Regions from separate parts of the Homo sapiens genome. Here region 2 is linked to region 1. A link is an interaction called in ENCODE POLR2A ChIA-PET data of the cell type or tissue named here. Cell type or tissue: PC-9. All regions are shown on one strand.

Evidence for each region. Peaks named below come from ENCODE experiments on the same cell type or tissue, not always from the same donor. Only the 100,000 strongest peaks of a DNase experiment are listed, where the experiment ranks them.
Region 2: POLR2A ChIA-PET joins it to region 1 with 5 read pairs; 1 of 35 experiments calls an interaction of 5 or more read pairs at or near these places.

The regions. Positions count from the first base shown.
Region 1 is chr11:8,717,581-8,721,580 of GRCh38, reverse strand. DENND2B (DENN domain containing 2B) reads left to right here. Exons shown (of 20, transcript NM_213618.2): 5 at 3,689-3,840. It overlaps LOC107984308 (a long non-coding RNA gene), which reads right to left and starts at 3,397. Exons shown (of 2, transcript XR_001748118.2): 1 at 3,293-3,397; 2 at 2,049-2,500. In PC-9, no CTCF peak of the experiment used is centred here; DNase peaks (open chromatin) are centred at 200, 510, 2,070, 3,540 and 1 weaker place; H3K4me3 peaks cover 3,247 bases; H3K27ac peaks cover 4,000 bases.
Region 2 is chr11:9,564,271-9,568,270 of GRCh38, reverse strand. No RefSeq gene overlaps it. Among named protein-coding and RNA genes, the nearest start is that of WEE1, 7.4 kb to the left of the region's middle. RefSeq lists an enhancer at 2,159-2,268. In PC-9, no CTCF peak of the experiment used is centred here; a DNase peak (open chromatin) is centred at 2,130; H3K4me3 peaks cover 447 bases; H3K27ac peaks cover 3,885 bases.

The DNA.
Region 1 (4,000 bases):
CCCTTTCTGTCCTGTGTGAGAGAGGGAAAAAGGCTGAGAACCAGGAGAAACAGCTGGTTGGAACCGGACGGAGGTTGTTGGGGAGGGAAGCTGCAGACCCAGGACCCTAGTAATGGGTGTGGTCCAGGAAGCTTAGGACTGTGTTTGGAGAAATTCTCAGTGCCTGTGCGTATACACACACCCCTTTCCTAACTGGTTTTTCCAGTTAGGTTGGGGCTGGGGGAGTGCTGTATGTGTGGTTAAGACCAAAGGAGTTATGGGGAGGAGTGAAAGGTTGTGGAGAGGAGTGGGAGGTTGTAGGGAGGAGTGGGAGGTTGTGGGGAGGAGTGGGAGCAGGGCCCAGAGGGGCTGGATTCTTCCTTTAAGAGGATTTGTGTGACACCTTTGGGCTCTGATAATCCCCTTTTAGAAGAGTGCAAAGCAGAAATTCTCGGTGATGCCTTTTGTCCCTTATTTCATCATCCAAGCTGGGAAAGGTTGAGACCTCTGGCTTCTCCAGCTGGGCTTGCTGAGGGCCAGGCCTTCAGGGAAGAGGGTCCACCTCTTCGTCCCTCTCCAAGGGTCATGTGGACTGTCCCAAGAAAGCTGTGTGGGCAGGAATGCAGGTAGAAATTTGCAGTCTGCCAGGCTCCCTGTCTCCCATTCATGCCCCTGCTGAATCTCCCATTCAGCCTTAGCTCCTTTAGCTCTGTCCTCCCTAGGATGTTCTGCACACCATTTCCCAGCCTACCGTCTCCTCCAACTCTGAGCCATTCCTTTGATACTTATTTGCTCTCAGCTGGTTCAGTTTAGTGGTCCAGGACTCAGGGTCCACTTGTCTCTGTACATCTCCATCCCCTGGTCCCCTGTCCACCTGGAGAGATGACTGGGAGAATCTATTTGAGACAGCTCCTCCGGGGCAGTCAGGAATGGTCCAGGAAGCTGAGAGATGAGTTAGGGCAGTGAAGGGACCAAGCTGAGGCTGGGGAGGCAGCGTGTGGGCTGCAGCCAGCCGTCTATTTGCTGGAGAACTGATTAGTGGCTTTGTTACATTAGACAGGATGTTAAACATTGCTGGAGAAGAGAGGCTGGCACAAGGGGCTGGGGAGGAGCAGGCCTTCCTGAAATTGAGTTTCCAGAGACAGGACCTATCTTGAGAACCTGATGTTGCTGGCTGTTTTCCCCTGGGTTGTCAGTGATGTGCACCAGGCTTGTACATCTATTACTTCCCTGGGCCTCAGTATCCTATGTCTTTTTCTTGGAGCTTTGGATTTTGTATCAATATTCAAAGCTCTTACTGTAGGGAAAAGAAGGAAGGAAGGAGGGAGTGAGGTGAAGGAGGGAAGGATGGAAAAAAAAGAGGGCTAGTCTTGGGACTCATGTCACACTCAGAAGCCATTGGAAGTTTAGAAAGCTCTATCTAAAGCAGTGGTTCTCAGTTGGGGGACAACTTCACTCTTCCCTCCCTCCATTCCTGCCTCCCTCCCTCTCTCTCCCTCCTTCCCTCTGTCCGTCCCAGAGAGCATCTGGCAGTGTCTGGAGACATTTTTGGCTGTTATAGCTAAGGAGATGCTAATGTCTCCTGGTGGATAGAAGCCAAGGTTGCCACTAAACATCCTAAAAATGGACAGGACAGTCTACCACAACAAGAATTATTCAACCCCAAATGTCAGTGGCTTGGAGAAACCCCTGGGATTGGGACAAGGCTTCCTATAGGTTGGGGATGACAATAAAGGCCCTGGCTGATCATGCAGTCCAAGGCAGTTTCGATTTGTTGAGCTTGGCATAAATGTTCTCCCTGCCGTGATGTGGACAGTGATGCTCTGGTCCTGTTTTAGGGGATCAGAAGACTGTGTCCTGGCATTCTCCCTTCTTAGTTCCCCCACCTCCTCACTCCTGCAGGGCATATGTTGGGGAAGGATCAAGAAGTAGAGAATCCATCCCCAACACCTCCCTAAGTGCCCCACAGTGGGGTAGGCTGGAGAAAACATGCAGGGGGTGCCGGGTTTGCTATTTGGCTTCTTGCGACAGGGCTGCTGGGCCAGCTCCGCTTAGTCAGGGCTCTGGAATGGAGACAAGTCATTTTAATAGCATGACTGTGTTACAGGAAAAGGTCTGTTCCATTGCTGGGGACTCTGCTTGGAGTTGGGAATCACTTAATCCAGTCCCAAATCCCAGTGACCCATCTTTGACTCATAAGTTTACAGAGATTTATATTGCTCCCACTGCAGTCTATTTAGCTGTCACTGAAATCCCTCCTTCACACCCACACCCTAACTCTGTTAGAGCATTTCCTAAATTCGTTGTGGTTCTGCATAAGTAGATGCCACAATGTGGAGGGAGCTCCACTTTGGAAATGGAGGAATCTGCAAGCATATAGGGATTGGCTCTTCTCCCGTGTCCTCTCTAGGAAAGCTTCACTCTCAGCAGCCTTTGTTCCTCGTCCTCCAGCTCCTTCTTCTGCCTGCTTCCTGAGGAGTGGGGTCTGAGTTCCTCTGGGGCGTAAGGCACATTCAGACATCTGTAGAACAAGTGTGGGACTCAGTGGCACCCAGGCTCAATCCTGCTGCTGAGCAGAGGTGCTGGAGTGAGTCCTGCTCTGCAGCAGGAAAATAGGGAAAGGGGTGCAGAGAGGGCTGTGTTCTGAGTTCCCCAGGGACCTGTTCACCCCACGGATTCTGCCACCAGGATTGAGCTAGGACTGACCCGGCCCATGGTGTTACTCTATTTTAGAAAATGTGTGTGTTGGAGGGGTGGGGGCAGGAGATACAGCTTGTGGAAAGGAGTGCCACTCAACATCTTCAAGGGCAGGGATTCTGTTTTGGACTTTTCTGAGATTTTCTGGTAATGCCAATACAATGCCCGCTGCCAGAGATTTTAGAACTAGTCCTGAGAAGCAAGAACTCCCCTCACCCCCACCCTTTGGCCCAGACTCCTTCCAAGCCTTTCACACCTCCCCTGTGTCACAGCAGGAGAGTTTGTTCCAAAAGGGGAGTGTTGATGGTTCTCTTTTTGCTGAGATCAGCGGTAGAGGGAATAGACACTACAGTAGGAGAGTCATCGAACAGATCATTACTGAACACTTCCTCCTTGCTAATCACTGTTCCGTTCCGAGGTTGCCTCAGTGAACAACACAAAACCCTGCCCTAAAAGACTTGTTGAACGGCATCGTAGGTGAGAAGGGGGCCTGGCGAAGCCCTGCTCCCTACGGTTCTGTGAGTTCCTCCATGCCCACCCTCCAAAGTAGGTCCCCAGGGAGATCCCCTGAGAGTTGGGTGAAGGGACAGCCATGTGACCTGAAAACCCTTCCTACCTTGAACTGTGTTATCTCTGGGGTGTTTGCAGCAGAGGGAAGGGAGCCAAGGAAAGACTCTTGTTGCTGGCTTTGTCCTCTGGCTGGGCACAGGCAGGGGTGGCTGAGCCAGTCTTGTGCAATCCCTGAATTTATAAAGCAGAGGCCAGGCTGAGCTGGGCTGGGGGTGGGGGGTTGGGGGGGGTGGGGGGGTGGGTCTGCTTCTGGACTTGGAGCCAGGATCTGTTTGTAGCCTCCCCACTGCAGACGGGCAGCTGCATGACTCATGAGCTGAGGGGCCAGGCAGAAGCCATTCTCTTTGGTTCACAGGAATTCTGCTTGTTTATTTGTGTGTGTGTGAGTTCGTGTGTTTCCTTCTTCCCTTCTCCCCCTTCTCTAACTCTTCCTCCTCTGCAGGAGATCTGCCCAAGGAGAATCCATATGAGGATGTGGACTTAAAGAGCCGAAGAGCAGGACGAAAATCCCAGCAACTGTCTGAGAACTCCTTGGACTCTTTGCACAGGATGTGGAGTCCTCAGGACAGGAAGTACAACAGCCCGCCCACACAGGTAACTCAGCCCTGACATCGGCCTGTAGGGTTAGCGTGAGGGCCACAGTGGGGGCCTGCTCTTCCAAGACTTGGGCCCAGCTTCCACTCAGGCTTTTACCCTCACTAGTACTTGATAAAGGGTCTACGGCCATACCACCCTGAACGTGCCCGATCTCGTC
Region 2 (4,000 bases), 850 kb before region 1:
CATCACGTGCCTTAATAACCTCTGATGGATGTGATTATTTGACCATTTCACCGCATGTTCATCAGCATACCCTGAGAGTACAGTACCGTCAAACTCAATTCTTCTCTAATTGTTCAGTGTTTTTGTTTTTGTTTTTGTTTTGAGACGGAGTCTCGCTCTGTCGCCCAGGCTGGAGTGCAGTGGCACGAGCTCAGCTCACTGCAAGCTCCGCCTCCCAGGTTCACGCCATTCTCCTGCCTCAGCCTCCCGAGTAGCTGGGACTACAGGGGCCCGCCACCATCCCTGGCTAATTTTTTGTATTTTTAGTAGAGACAGGGTTTCACCGTGTTAGCCAGGATGGTCTCAATCTCCTGACCTCGTGATCCGCCCGCCTCGGCCTCCCAAAGTGCTGGGATTACAGGCGTGAGCCTCCGCGCCTGGCCAATTGTTCAGTTTATTAAATGTGAGACTAGCATTATCTCTTGTGAATAGTGTTCAATAAATATAAGTGTGCTTTCTGGCTTGGCATGGTGGCTCATGCCTGTAATCTCAGCACTTTGGGAGGCCGAGGTAGGAGGATTCCTTGGGCGCAGGAGTTTGAGACCAGCCTGGGCAACATAGGGAGACTCCCTCTCTACAAAAAATTTAAAAAATTAGCCGGGCATGGTGCGCCTGTGGTCCCAGCTGCTCTGGAGGCTGAGGTGGGAGGATTGCTTGGGCCTGGGAGGTAGAGGCTGCAGTGAGCCGTGAGCACATCACTGCATTCCAGCCTAGGCAACAGAGCAACACCCTGTCTGGGGAAAAAAAAAAAAGTTATAAGTATGCTTTCAATTATAGCAATGTTGTTTGAGAAAAATTCATAGTTGTTAATGGCTTTATAGTCAGTAATTGCAATATGTGACTCCTGATGTCCCCAAAATTAATTTACTTAATATGGATGGGCTCAAGTTTATGCACAACCAGCTAGGAAGATCAAATCAGAACACAGTATCTATGTAATAAGAACTTGAGAAGCATAACCCAGGAAAAACAACCAGTTAAGAGCTTGTATTTATTTTAATAAAATAAACATTTCTTGTCGTGCCAAATTAATCTTTAAGGACTACTAACATGCAATTTCCATGCATCGTTCTGATATTTATTTAAGATAGATCAAGGGTAGATCATTATATCCTTTGGATATGGGTATATCAATTGTATGGATTCTATATAAAATGTCTGAAGATCTAAGATTTTCATTCAGGTTTTCCTTGGGGTCTCCAGCTAGGAAAGACCATGCTAGGGTACTTAAAGGTTGTATCTGTTCATGTATGAAACAGCTGTAACCAGCCTTATTTATGAAAGGAGCCCTTAGGCCTACTCCTAGTTATCTCAGCAGTTCTCAGCCTTACACAGGCCCCCTAATCTTGAAACACTTCATAGTCCACTGCAATAGGTCAGGCAGTGGTACTAACGCAAGACTTTTCCCAAGAGAAAATACCACTGACCATTTCATTCCTAGATAAGAGAGTAGTTCTCAACCAAGATATTTTAAAATTATAGCTCTCTGAAGCATTTAGCCAAAACATTAGCAAATAACCCCTTCCTATTTGCTATTTTATAATTCTTTTCTATTGGAATGGAACTGAATAGTCCCATTTTCTCCAATATTCCTTTTTTTATTTCCTTTACAGAGGCACAAAGGTTGCTGTTCTAATGTGGTCCCTCCGTTTGGGGTCCCTGACTTCCCGCAACACTGTTCTCTATATTTTTAATGAGTTTCAATAACTGAAAAGTTCACTTCACAGAAATGTCATAAACAGAGGGAACTGTGAGTGCCCAACAGAATGCAGGCACTTATTAAATATTCAGGTGATTGATTAATTGCCTCTCCTTTTGGGTTAGTGACATACACAGGAAATGACCTGAATGACCACAGGGACTGCCAGTTGTTTGCTGGCCACATTGTGATTATTTAAACTGGCTTCGTTCAGATTACTGCAGCACAAAAGACGTGATGACTCTTCTCCAGTGAGTCAAGGGGCCGTGTCTCATTAGGGGAGGGAAAGGAGGTAAGACAGACATCCCATGCTGGTCTTTTGTTAGCAACAGGAGCGTGTTTAGGTATTGCTGTGTTTTGATGACTCAGTGGTGAGTCAACTTTAAAGTTCCATAAAAGGCCTTGTTCAGCTCAGACAGGATTGAGAGATGACCTCATCCAGTATCTAGTTGGGTAGAGAGTAACCAGTTGTGTGTGACATGATAAGCCGATAAGCCGATTGGGAGTGTATACAAGAAAAAAAAAATTACTGGTAAGGATGAACTAGTTTCTAACTACAGAAATCAACTCTGCTTGGCAGTCCTCTATTGAGTGTCTACTACGTTCAAGCATCTTATCCTACCAGCTGCACATTTGCTTAATACAGGTCAGAATATGAGAAAGGCCCTAAGTGCTGCAAAGAGCTGGGGTGCCTTTGCAGGAGCTGGGAGAGGGGAGAATATTTTGGTGCCAACTATATGATAGGCACTGACCCAGATGCTTTACATACTTATTTAATCTTTACGGGAACTCTGTAAGAGAGTTATTTTTATTCACATTTCACAGATGAAAATGAAACACAGGTTAAAAAATGCCTTCATCATACAATCATAGAACTAGTATTACTGAGACTATATTTCTGAAACTTTATTTTTAATTTTAAAATTTAAAAAAAATTTTACATTTACCCATCCAATGACCTATCAATATTTTTTATTTTAGTATTATTTTTTTGAGACAGGGTCTTCATCACCCAGGCTGGAGTGCAGTGGCACAATCATGGCTCACTGCAGCCTCAACCTCCTGGGACCAAGCAATCTTCCCACCTCAGCCTCCTGAGTAGCTGGGACTACAGGCACATGCCACCATACCTGGCTAATTTAAAAACAATTTTTTTTTGTAGAGACGTGGCCTCACTATGTTGCCCAGACCAGTCTCAAACTCCAAGGGATCCTCCCACCTCAGCCTCTCAAAATGTGGGGATTACAGGTGTAAGCCACCATGCCCAGCCTTCTGAGACTTTATTGCTGCTGACTTAAAGCCTGGTTCTTCCTACCCCAGTAAGAAGGGCATAAGGTGAAGGGTGAAACAGGGAGATTTGATGAAGGCAGGGTCACACTGGACCCAGCTGGGAGGCCAGGCTAGTTGAGCAGTGTGATGTCTAGAGTCATCCTTCCAGGTATGCCGGCACACAACTTGATGGTGTGAATGTGGACAATGGGATCCAGGGGGAGTCAGACTTGTACCTTATTTTTTTGTTTCATCATAAAATCCAAATGTATTTTAAACTCTAAAATCAAGAGGAAAAATTACAAAGATTGATATCAGAAAGTAAAGTAAGGGATGAAGAAGTGGTAGAGGGTTGGAGGAAAGTGCTAGTTTAAAATAGTGAAATCAAGGAATGCTTTTCTGAGGAAGTGGCATTTGAGCAGGAACCTGAATGGAGTGAGAAAATCAGCCACAGAGAGATCTGGGGGAAAGTTTACAAAACCAAATATTGGCATTGTTTATTATACTCCATATTGGAAACCACCCAAATTTCCGTTAAATGCTAAAAAACTATAGCTTGCAAAATAATGAGCTGGAACTATATGTACAAAATGAAAAGATGTCTATAAGATAATGGAGAAAAGGGCCAGGTACAGTGGCTCACACCTGTAATCCCAGCACTTTGGGAGGCCAAGGCAGGTGGATCACTTTAGGTCAGGAGTTCTAGACCAGCCTGATCAACACGGTGAAACCCAGACCGTACTAAAAATACAAAAATTAGCCAGGTGTGGTGGTGCATGCCTGTAATCCCAGCTACTTGGGGGGCTGAGGTGAGAGAATCACCTGAACCCTGGAGGCGGAGGTTGCAATGAGCTGAGATTTTACCACTGCACTCCAGCTTGGGTGACAGAGCAAGACTGTGTCTCAAAAAACAAACAAAAACATATAATGGAGAACTGTATAATGATTCAATTAAAAACAAACAAACGAGAAAATTAACCTAAAGCAAACATA